Regions from separate parts of the Homo sapiens genome. Here region 2 is linked to region 1. The links are chromatin contacts, found by Hi-C or POLR2A ChIA-PET in ENCODE. All regions are on one chromosome and are shown on one strand. The core of a region is the stretch at or near the end of the contact, and the rest is flanking DNA. Distances in the headings are between cores, read along the strand shown.

Region 1 (5,607 bases), core at 1,224-3,723:
GTGTTGTGGGAGGGACCTAGTGGGAGGTAATTGAATCACGTGGGCAGGTCTTTCTCATGCTGTTCTCGTGATAGTGAATAAGTCTCACGAGATCTGATGGTTATATAAGGGAGAGTTTCCCTGCACAAGCTCTCTCTTTACCTGCTGACATCCATGTAAGACATGACTTGCTCCTCCTTGCCTTCTGCCATGATTGTGAGTCCTCTCCAGCCATGTGGAACTGTAAATCCATTAAATGTCTTTCATTTATAAATTGCCTTTATCAGCAGCATGAAAATGGACTAATACAGAATATTACAGGCACGTCTTGTAGAGAACCAGATAAATAAGTCTGCTTTGATGTGATTCTTTAATGGTTGTGTAGCAGGCCTAGAGTATGTCATCCTTGTAGCAGCTACAGAAGCTCTGAAACCAGAGTAGAGGTCACTCTTTTGTAAGAGAAGTATATATCTATTAAAAAAACCTCTTATCTGTTGGGGTGTCTCCCTCACTCTACCAAGAAAAGAAGGAATGACTCTAGCCTCCAGACACTCTTAGTAAATGGAGAAGGCACTGATTTAAATCCACTTAACAAACCTTACCCTTGTTTACTGTGTTTTTCCTAGTTACTTCCTCATTACTGGCCTCCCTACACCCTTCTTTGTTATAGCTTAAGATTGTATTTAAGCCTGAATTCAAAGTCACCTCTTGGAGATTTACTCATTTCTCTGGGTACCTCCCATCAATACATGAGGTATACATGTTAATAAACTTCTTTGTTTTCATGTTAATCTGTCTTTTGTTACAGGGATCGGTCCCAACCAAGAACTCAGAAGGAGAGAAAATTATTTTTTCCTCCCCTATAGTTGCAAGTTTGCATGTACCTAAGAAAGTAAATGACAATAGTCTTCAAAAGCTTCTTTTAAGAAAAATTTTGCATAGGTGTTTTCTCTGAATTTTCAGGTCTTCTCTGATTCCCAGAAGAATTAATGGACACTCAAAAGGAGGTCTCTGATTCCCTATATTAGATAAAAATTTCTTTGCATTTTTGTTTTTGATAATGTATGTCTTGGTTTATTAAGTTGGTTTAATTAAGGCCACTAAGAAGTATCATTTTCTGCCTCTGAGAGATGGCAAAGATTTAGAAATTACAATAAGTGGGGCAGATACAATATAGGCATCTGGGCTTGGTGGAGTGGAAAAGTAGTATAACTGTTGTTAAACAATATATGAAATTAATATCATTTCACCAAGAAAGTCTCCCTCTAGAAATCTGTCCTAAGGAAATAAACATCCATCCATTCAACAACTACTGATTGAGCACCTATTATGTGCTATATACTATATCAGGCATGGAAGTTAGCAGTAAAAATACCAAGTCTCTGACTCAGTGGAATTAATCATCTAGTGGGGGAGAGAGAAAATAAGTGTGTGTGTGTGTGTGTGTGTGTGTGTATGTGTGTGTGGATTTATATATACAAATGTATTTTAATTAATTTAAATGTAAATCTTAATTTATAAGTCTATTTATTAAATAAAAAATGTGCATTATAATAATAAATGCATAAACTTTTATTATATGTAATAAATATCAAAGCACATATATTCAAAACATATATAAAACTATATATAAATTATATATGTAAAAAATATATATAGCGGCCAGGCGTGGTGGCTCACGCCTGTAATCCCAGCACTTTGGGAAGCTGAGGCGGGTGGATCACCTGAGGTCAGGAGTTCAAGACCAGCCTGGCTAACATGGTGAAACCCCGTCTCTACTAAAAATACAAAAATTAGCTGAGCATGGTGGCACGTGCCTGTAATCCCAGCTACTAGGGGGGCTGAGGCAAGAGGATTGCTTGAACCTGGGAGGCAGAGGTTGCGGTGAGCCGAGATCTTGCCACTGCACTCCAGCCTGGGCAACAGAGTAAGACTCTGTCTCAAAAAGAAAAGAAAAGAAAAGAAAAAAAAATATATAATGTCTCATAGTAGTAAGTGCACTAAGAAGAAAAATAAAGCTGGTCATGGTAAAGAGTCAGCTCAGGCCTATCTGAAGAGGTGATATTGAAACCTCCTTTGCAAAGATTGAGACAGAGATATCTAACATGGCTGACTCCATCTTGCTTCTATTCTCACAGGCTGGCTGTCCTCACTCAGTCCTGGGTGTAGGCCAAGCTAACCATGGCAGGAATTTAGTTTACAGTTTAACTTTGAAGCAAGGATGATAATAGTTCCTCCCTAAAATTGACCCTCCCTGCCTTGTTTTGTAAGTCTACTGAAAGGTGATAAGATTAAGAGTATTAAAGGGGCCTGAATTCTGCTAAGATATAGGTGTAGTTAAACGATAACCAGCCATTGTTTCTTAGCTTGCTTTTCTACAATCCCTTACTGCTCAGAAGTCCTGTGGCCAGAAGTTACAAGATTTGTGACTTTCCCAATCTTTCTTATAGACAACATCACTGTTGTAGAACCTAAGATGGGTTTTTTGAGATGTTTTTCAGACTTTTCAACTGACTGACTCCACTCAGACCCATGACTCATGACTCAACCAGTCCTGTGGTCCTGACTCAGAGGCTGACTCAGCCACGAGGACAGTTTTCCATACCTCTACGATTTCATTGCCAAACAATCAGCATTTCCCATTCCCTAGCCCCCTGCCCATGAAACTATCCTTGAAAAACTCTAACCTCCAAGCTTTCAGGGCAGCTGATTCGAGTAATTACTCCCATCCTCTCACTTGGCTAGCCTTGCAACTATTAAACTTTTCCTACCACAGTACTGCTCTCAGTGGATTGGTTTTATCTGTGCAGCAAGCAAGATGAACCTGTTAGGCAATTACAATATTTAACAGATATGTGAATGAAATAATAGGAGTTCTGGGAGAAAGAGTGTTCCAGGAAGAAAGCATAGTAAGTCTAAAAACCTTGAAGCGGGAACAAACAAGGACAAGAAAGTCAGTGAGACTGGGGTCTGATTGCAGGATGTGAGGTGGAGGAGTTGGAGGCACCAGATCACATACAGCCTGGTAGAGCATGAGAGAAATTTGGATGTAACATAAGTATGTTTGCTGAGTAGGGGAGAGAGATGATCTGATTCCTGTCTTCATAAGACCATTTTGCCTCTTGCGTGGAGAATAGACTGTGAAAGGATAAACATGAGGAGATCAGTCAAGAAACGACTGCAGTTGCCCATGAGAGAGCTAATGGTTGCTTAGACAAAGGTGGTAGTGGTAGAGAATTGAGCAGTGGTTTCAGAATATATTTGTATGTAGAACCAACTAGACTTATTCATTAGGTGTGGGACATTAAAGAAAGAGAGGAATCAAGTCTCATTACCATGGTTTTAGCATGAGCACTTGAAAAATAGTGGGTGATGTCATTTACTAAGATTTGAGATAACAGTATTTAGGATGCTAATAAAACTTCCTGGCCTTTTAGCCAGAAAAACCTGGCTATTTCTAATTCCATTTTTGACTGATTGAGTCATCTTAAGCAAGTGATTTATGTGATTGGGACCTTAATGCTTACATGTGCAAAATACTACCCTTTTCTTATTGACTTTAAGAACCAAGAACACTGTAAAAGTGAAGTGAGGGCTTCAGGTGGAAAATGCAATGGAAAGGTAATAGTTGTAAGAAGTAAGCTCAGATAATGAGGCCAGGGTCATGAATTCTATTCCACACTCCCCAGGACCTGTGAATTTCTAAATCCATGCCATTTATCAGGGAGGACTCATTAGGCTCACTGATACCTGTTGACATCTTCTGAAATAAGCCTTCCAGAATAGCAAAGAAGCCCCAAAACTTGAAAAAAGTTCTCAGGTCACCAAGGCCACAATTTCAATAGAATTGCACTTTGTGCTTTCTGAGGTCTCTGAAGAATAATGCTTGTCAACTAATACAATGAATTTTTCCTTTTTATACTTAATATTGCACTAAACAGAGGCATGCAGTGAAAGGACTGATGGTCACATTCTTTCCTGTATTCACAAGCACCTTGTACAACATCTCATTATTATTCCAAAAAACAAAGCAATGCCCATATTACTGTTTAACACTCATTAAACCAAGTTAGCTCACTTTGATAAGGAATTCTGAAATCATTCTCTGCTTTATCTTTCCACTTTCTAAATAATAAGAAATTAATGGGCATCAGTCAGAGTACCTACTTTCTTCCAATTGTGCAGTCTTGTGAGAAATAAAGCTGAAAAGCTCAGGGGGCTCTACAGCAGACAAAAGGGGGAAAAACCACACTGCAAACCTGTATGTATGTAAACTGGTGTGCTGCAGGAGACTTAAGCCTTTGCCTTGTTCGTCTCCTCCTTACCTACACATTTGACAAAATACAACTGATAGAAGCCACCAACTGATGACATATATTTTAAAAGTTTAAGGTAGAATTCCATTAAGATAGTTAATGGATTAAAAAAAAAAGCACACAGGCTGCAAGATGAACAAATGAATTCAGTACCTTGGAGTTCTCTGCAAAATAAAATGTTGTAAGAGATGTAAAGATGCTAGAGTATCATCACTATATTGTTAGATGCACAAAAAAGGAGTATTCATTTGTAGTGTAATGGGACTACACCTATCTAAAGGAGCAGGAAGAAAAGGCCAACATTGCAGATAATGATCAGATACAACTCTCAGATTGCCTTACTTTATTAGATATTTTCCTGAAAGGTTATGTGCATAAAGATCTTGGAAAATTTAGTGATAATTTGAACGCACTATTTAAAAGATGTGTGTGTGTGTGTGTTTGTGAAAATAGAGCTTTCTTGGCAGTGCAATAATCACACACAATTATTTTAAAATTCTATATTCATATGGATTAGATTTGCTTAAATTAGAAACATATATAATAAAAAGTTATATATACCTCAGAAGAGGTCAATAAATAAAACAGGGAGAAATGATTATATAAAGACATGATTATATAAAATGATTATATATACACATCAATCAGTGTGTATAGTCCATGCAGATAAAACTTCTGCATGGAAGTTTTATCCTTGTTCTAAAGTCCCTACCATTGCTCCAAATCTCTTATGAGCTAATGTCTGGTCTCCTTTTCCTTAGAGAAATGGGGAAGCTGGATGAGATCACCTCAATATTACAATTTCTTCCATCTGCACCCATTTTCTTCACATCTCTGAGGAAAAGGTGTATGCTTCCACTTGGCCTCTCTATTTCTTTTTTTTATTCTTATTATGCTTTAAGTTATGGGGTACATGTGCAGAACGTGCAGTTTTGTTACGTAGGTATACATGTGCCATGGTGGTTTGCTGCACCCATCAACTCATCACCTACATTAGGTATTTCTCCTAATGTTATCCCTCCCCTAGCCCCCAACTCCCCAACAGGCCCCAGAGTGTGATGTTCCCCGCCCCATGTCCATGTGTTCTCATTGTTCAACTCCCACTTATGAGTGAGAACATGCGGTGTTTGATTTTCTGTTCTTGTGATAGTTTGCTGAGAATGATGGTTTCCAGCTTCATCTATGTCCCTGCAAAGGACATGAACTCATCTTTTTTATGGCTGCATAGTATTCCATGGTGTATATGTGCCACATTTTCTTTATCCAGTCTAATATTGATGAACATTTGGGTTGGTTCCAAGTCTTTGCTATT
Region 2 (5,607 bases), core at 1,101-3,600, 220 kb before region 1:
CTATCAGAAAAATGTTTAAAAGAAAACATTGCAAATGTTGCACTTGCCCTCCTTTCTAAGGGACAAATGAAATTATTTTCTAATAATGTACATTATTACAGGGACAAATGAAATTATTTTCTAATCCTAAAACAGAGATCCTTAAATCAGTAAAGACATGATAATCTATATGAAAGCTTCTGTGAAAAAAAAAATACCATGACACACAAATATCCATAACCATACTTACAGAAATTAGCACTGCTTTTCCTGTCTTCTTGTGTTTTAATACCCCATTCTCCTGGTTTTTCCGATGACCTTCTGATGTTCACTTTGTGTTAGTCTTTTTGGGGGACTTGGCGTAATTTGATCCTTGTTTACCTGGCCCTTCCCACATTTCCATCGTAGCCTACATTTCCAGGCATAAAATTTAGCATCTATTAAAAACATGTGCTTTACAAAGTCAGGCACTGAGCCAGTTTTTATTTACCATTGTGTGTGTGTCCCTTCCCTACAAGTCCCAAGCATACTGTCAGTGAACATAAGACAAATGGCTAAGTTTGGAGATAATTTTAAGGGCTAATTTTTAAAAAGATTTATTTTCTTTTGAAATAAGGAAAGTGATTTTTTTCCATGGTCCCTTCTGTCAGTAAGCTCATTTTCCAAACTTGTAATATGACACATATGCCAAATATAGAAGCATAAAGGGTAACTTCAAAATCTGCCCTCAATGTTTGAGTACAGAGACTTGCCCCACCCCTGCTCATCAGAGACTCCATGGGAGTCAGTATCTTTATCTCTTGCCAGAATAACAGAGATCCAGTCATGGCATACAAATTTGGAAATGAAACTGTAAGTATTAATTGTAAGTGGACCTTTGAGCAATACAGGGATTATGGGCACCTGCCCTCCACATAGTCAAAAATCCACATGTAACTTCAGACTCCCCAAAAACTCAGCTACTAAGAGCCTACTGCTGACCAGAGCCTTACCAATAACATAAAAGCAATTAACATATATTTTGTATATGTACTATATACAATATTCTTACAATAAAGCTAGAGAAAATAAAATCTTATTAAGAAAATCAAAAGAAGAGAACATATATTTACTATTCATTAACTGGAAGTGGATCATCAAAAATGTCATCATCCTTGTTGTCTTTACATTGAGTCAGTTGAGAAAGTGGAGGAAGAGGATAGGTTGGCCTTGCTGTCTCAGGGGTGACAGATATAGAAGAAAAGCCACATAAAGTGAACCCATCTGGTTCAAACCTATTGTTCAAGGATCAACTGTACAATCATACTAGTAAGTCCACAGAAAACTGTTGGCATAATAAAATTAACGCCTTCTCATGGCCTTAGAAATCCTGTCATGATCAAATTTCTTCAAAATTCTTAGATTCCATAAAAATATATATTAAATAAAAGTTACAGCTTATACATTTAGAAAAACAAAATTTGACAAATACTTTGACAATTATCTAATAATGTTCTTATTACCATTCCTAGAGATTAACCTAATATGAAGCATCAGCCCCTTTGAAGTAGTCCCCTCAGTCATGCCAGTTTCTGTAAGAAACTAGAAACTTATTGCTCAATAAATTACTATGTGTAGGGAAAAAGGTCAGTGTTATTTTATAATTCTTTCTGTGCTTTGGAGTCATAATATAATAAACCAAATTGAGTATATGGCCCTAAAATAAATAATGAACTAGAGCACCTAATTTCTTCTTCCTCAGAGGAAAGGCTTTGTTGTCACAAAGTTAATTGAATTCTTATCTTTGAGTCTATTTTTTCTCTATGTTCTTTATTAACTGACCTCTTTTCTCCTTCTTTTCTTCCTCTGCCTTGCCCTCGTTTTCTTATCCCTAACTGCTTTTATTATTAGAAACTAAAAGTCTGTCAGTCTCTTAAATTAAATACATTAACTACTTACATGCCAAATGTTTACACCAGTTTTATCATAAGAAATTCAAGAGTGTCTCATTTATTAATCACGACTAATGTTTGATTTCTCTGCTGTAGCAGTAAATTATTTATTATCTATATTTGTGCCAACTATGTATCTTAGTATCTGACAAAAGTAAACACTTGAAGTGAGATTAAGACTATTAATTCAACAAAAGTCTACAGTATCAATGGATTATATAGGATGCTATAAGCTCTGTACTGTTCCTGCAACCACCTTTTAAAAAAATGAATAGAGAATTTTTTTTTAAATCTTTGAGAGAATAATCCTGAATTCTGTTATTTCATATTGTCTACAGAAATTTAATTACTGCCACAAAATGTTTTCTTCCTTTTGCAAACCAGCTCATAGTTCATATAATGACTCTCCTGGATGAGTCATCTGCAGGAAGTACAAGGTTTTTTTTTTGAATCTGCTAAGGTAAAGACTTTGAAGTATAAAGTTAAAAGCTGCACAGCTGGAAGCATTCTGGGAAAGAACTTTAAAAGTGACTGAAACCACTGGTATTCACTTATATTTTAACCCAGCTACACATTAGAATCATGTGGGGAGCTTTTAAAAAATATAAATGTGAGAGCCCCAGTTCAAATCAACTGAATGACAATCTCTGGGTTTAGACCTAGGCACAGGAATTATTTCAGAGCCCCCCAGGTAAACAACATATGCAGCTAGGATTCAAAACCACTGGCCAAGTCTTTATCATTATTAAGATAGATTAAAACAATAAGGCATCATTTAGCACTACTAACGCTTTATTCTTAAAGAAATGCCATTTAACTACATGCAAACCTTAAATTATCTACTATTCCAATGTTTAAGTCCAATACTCAACAAAGAGTAGATGCTCCACAATCAGTGACTGGTGATACTGATATATTAACAACCAATTTACAATCATTACCTTACTTTAGAAGGACAATCAAACTATTCTGGTGCAGAACATATTATTTTGACATTTTTCAATAGTTCCAGCTTCACATCTTCTGAAACAACTGATGATCCAGTCAAATACCTAACAGCTTGCAGATTACAAGGTGATGAGACACATGGCCTTGAGATGAACGATTGGTGCATTTCAGACAGAAGAACAAATTGATCAAGGTCATGGTATACAGACAGTAGAAACGCAGAATCCTATAGAATAGAATTCTATAGAACATCAAATGGTGTAACAGAGACACACAGGAGTAGTTGGAAGAGGAGAGAAAAGCTAAGATTCTTCACAGATTAAGAAGCTCTCTGAATAACAGACGAAGAAACTTAGATGATGATCTACAGGCAACAGAGAGTCACTGGAGGTTTTCTAAAAGGAGTGACTTGGTGTTCTACTTCCTGGAAGATGGAGTAGATACAATTTTTCCTATTCCTCTCACTAAGTACAAATAAAAGTGCTACACATTACATATAAAACAAGCCTAAGAAGTCTGTGAACGGTAGAGAAAGGAACACAGACTGACTAGGGGCCTCAGGACCTAAGATTAAGTTTCCCTTGAGTTTTCTTTTTGCCTAATTACATCTCAGACTTGCAGCTGTAAAACCGGCAACCTGGAAATAACAATAGGAGAAGACAAAAATAAAGCCCCAACAAAAGCCGCCAGTCAAAAGACCAGGAAGGAGCAGTCCAGCAAGAAAAAAAACTTTAGACAAAAAAAGTGCTACTCTAGCCCAAAATACACAAAACACTGGCCTCACCCTCACCCATGCCAGAAGGTCAAGTGGAGGGCCTAGACTTTCATTCTTGAAAGTCTGTAAGGAGGCATATAACACCCCTCAGGAGTGTGAAGTGAGAGAAAGCCAAGTAGGGATCCAACACATTCATCTAGTAATGATCTCCCACCTCCAACATCCCCCATCCCTGTTGTGTGAGTGGAGCCCAGTGGAGCCCACAAGGGGCGCTGTTAGAATGATCTGACAATGATTTTAAAGCAGCCATGATGAAAATGCTTCCACAAGGAATTATGAACATGTTTAAAACAAAAAAAAAGAAACCCTCACTAAGAAAACAGACAATCTTGGCAAACAAACAGAAAATATAAGTGAACCAAATGGAAACTTTAGAACCAAAAAATACAATAATTAAATAAAAGTGCAGTAAATGGGATAAAAAGCAGAATGAGGGCACAAACAAAGGAAATCAATAAAATAGAATATAGTAGAAGTTGCATGATAATATCAAGAACACAGGTGGAAGAACAAATGAACAGATCCTCAAGGACCAGTGAGACTATATGAAAGATCAAACATTTGTTTCACTGGAGTCCCAGAAGCAGAGGAGAAAGGGAGGGGAGGACTGAAAAAGTACTTGAAGAAATTAAGGGCTAAAAACTTCCCCAATTTGGCAAAGAACCCAAACATAAAGAAGGTGAATGAAGCGGAAAGAGGAGGGACACACACAAAAAAAATCTGTGCCAAGTTACACCCTAATTAAACTTTTGAAAACTAAGGACAAAGAAAGCATTCAGAAAATAAATGGAATCTTATCTACAAGAGAAAACAAAAATAATTCAAATGAAAGCAGATTGCTCATCAAAAGCCACCAAATGAAGTGGCTCATGATGGGGGCTCAAGCAGGAAGATTGCTCGGGCCAGTTCAACACCAGTCTTGGCAATATAGCAAGACTCTCATCTTTAAAAAAAAAATTTAGGGCCGGGCACAGTGGCTCACGCATGTAATCCCAGCACTTTGGGAGGCCAAGGCAGGCAGATCACGAGGTCAGGAGATCGAGACCATCCTGGCTAACACGGTGAAACCCTGTCTCTACTAAAAATACAAAAAATTAGTCAGGCATGGTGGCGGGTACCTGTAGTCCCAGCTACTGGAGAGGCTGAGGCAGGAGAATGGCATGAACCCAGGAGGCGGAGCCTGCAGTGAGCTGAGATCATGCCATTGCACTCCAGCCTGGGTGAAAGAGCGAGACATTGTCTCATAAAAAAAAAAAAAAAAAAATTAAGAACAGGCAGGAAGGCCTAGAGGGAGCAATTGAGCAAGAGGAAGAAATAAGAGGCATATATGTAAGAAAAGAAGTCAAATTATCTGTTTTCATTATAATATGATTGTATACCTAGAAAACACTAAAGCCTTCATCAAAAGGCTCCTAGAACTGATAAATGGGCTCAGTAGAGTCTCAGGATACAAAATCAATGTACAAAAATCAGTAGCACTTCTATATGCCAATAACATTCCAGGTGAGAGCCACATCAAAAATACTATCCCATTTACAATAGCCACACACACACAAATAAAATACCTAGGAATACATCTAACCAAGGAGGTAAAAGATCCCTACAAAAAGAACTACAAAACACTACTTAAACAAGTTATAGAGAACTAATGGAAAAACATTACATGTTCATGAATTGGAAGAATCAACATCATTAAAATGGCCATACTGCCCAAAGCAATCTACAGATTTAATGCAATTCCTATCAAACAACCAATGTCATTTTTCACAGAATTAGAAAAAACTATTCTAAAATTCATCTGGAACCAAAAAACGACCCAAGTACCCAAAGCAATTCTAAGCAAAAAGAACAAAGCCAGAGGTATTACATTACTCAACTTCAAACAATACTATAAGGCTACAGTAACCAACACAGCATGGTACTGGTACAAAAACAGACACATGGACAAATGGAACAGAAAAGTGAACCCCAAAA

What was found. A loop is a pair of places that touch in the nucleus more often than their neighbours do. ChIA-PET counts read pairs that join two places held with the same protein, here RNA polymerase II (POLR2A).
Region 2: a map of endothelial cell of umbilical vein shows a loop between it and region 1 (1.8-fold over the local background). The contact joins two enhancer-like sites. A Hi-C loop is called at or near these places in 1 of 168 maps with a recorded cell type or tissue (endothelial cell of umbilical vein). POLR2A ChIA-PET finds 5 or more read pairs at or near these places in 2 of 52 experiments (activated CD4-positive, alpha-beta T cell and naive thymus-derived CD4-positive, alpha-beta T cell).

Annotation. Positions count from the first base shown.
Region 1 is chr2:179,458,183-179,463,789 of GRCh38, forward strand. The region is part of intron 6 of ZNF385B (zinc finger protein 385B); the gene reads right to left. Among named protein-coding and RNA genes, the nearest start is that of SESTD1, 200 kb to the left of the region's middle. RefSeq lists an enhancer at 1,754-2,953. Within about 2 kb of position 2,474, at least 6 of the 41 ENCODE cell types and tissues checked have a DNase peak (open chromatin) inside an H3K27ac peak, as active enhancers do.
Region 2 is chr2:179,237,046-179,242,652 of GRCh38, forward strand. The region is part of intron 1 of SESTD1 (SEC14 and spectrin domain containing 1); the gene reads right to left. Among named protein-coding and RNA genes, the nearest start is that of SESTD1, 25 kb to the right of the region's middle. Within about 2 kb of position 2,351, at least 2 of the 41 ENCODE cell types and tissues checked have a DNase peak (open chromatin) inside an H3K27ac peak, as active enhancers do.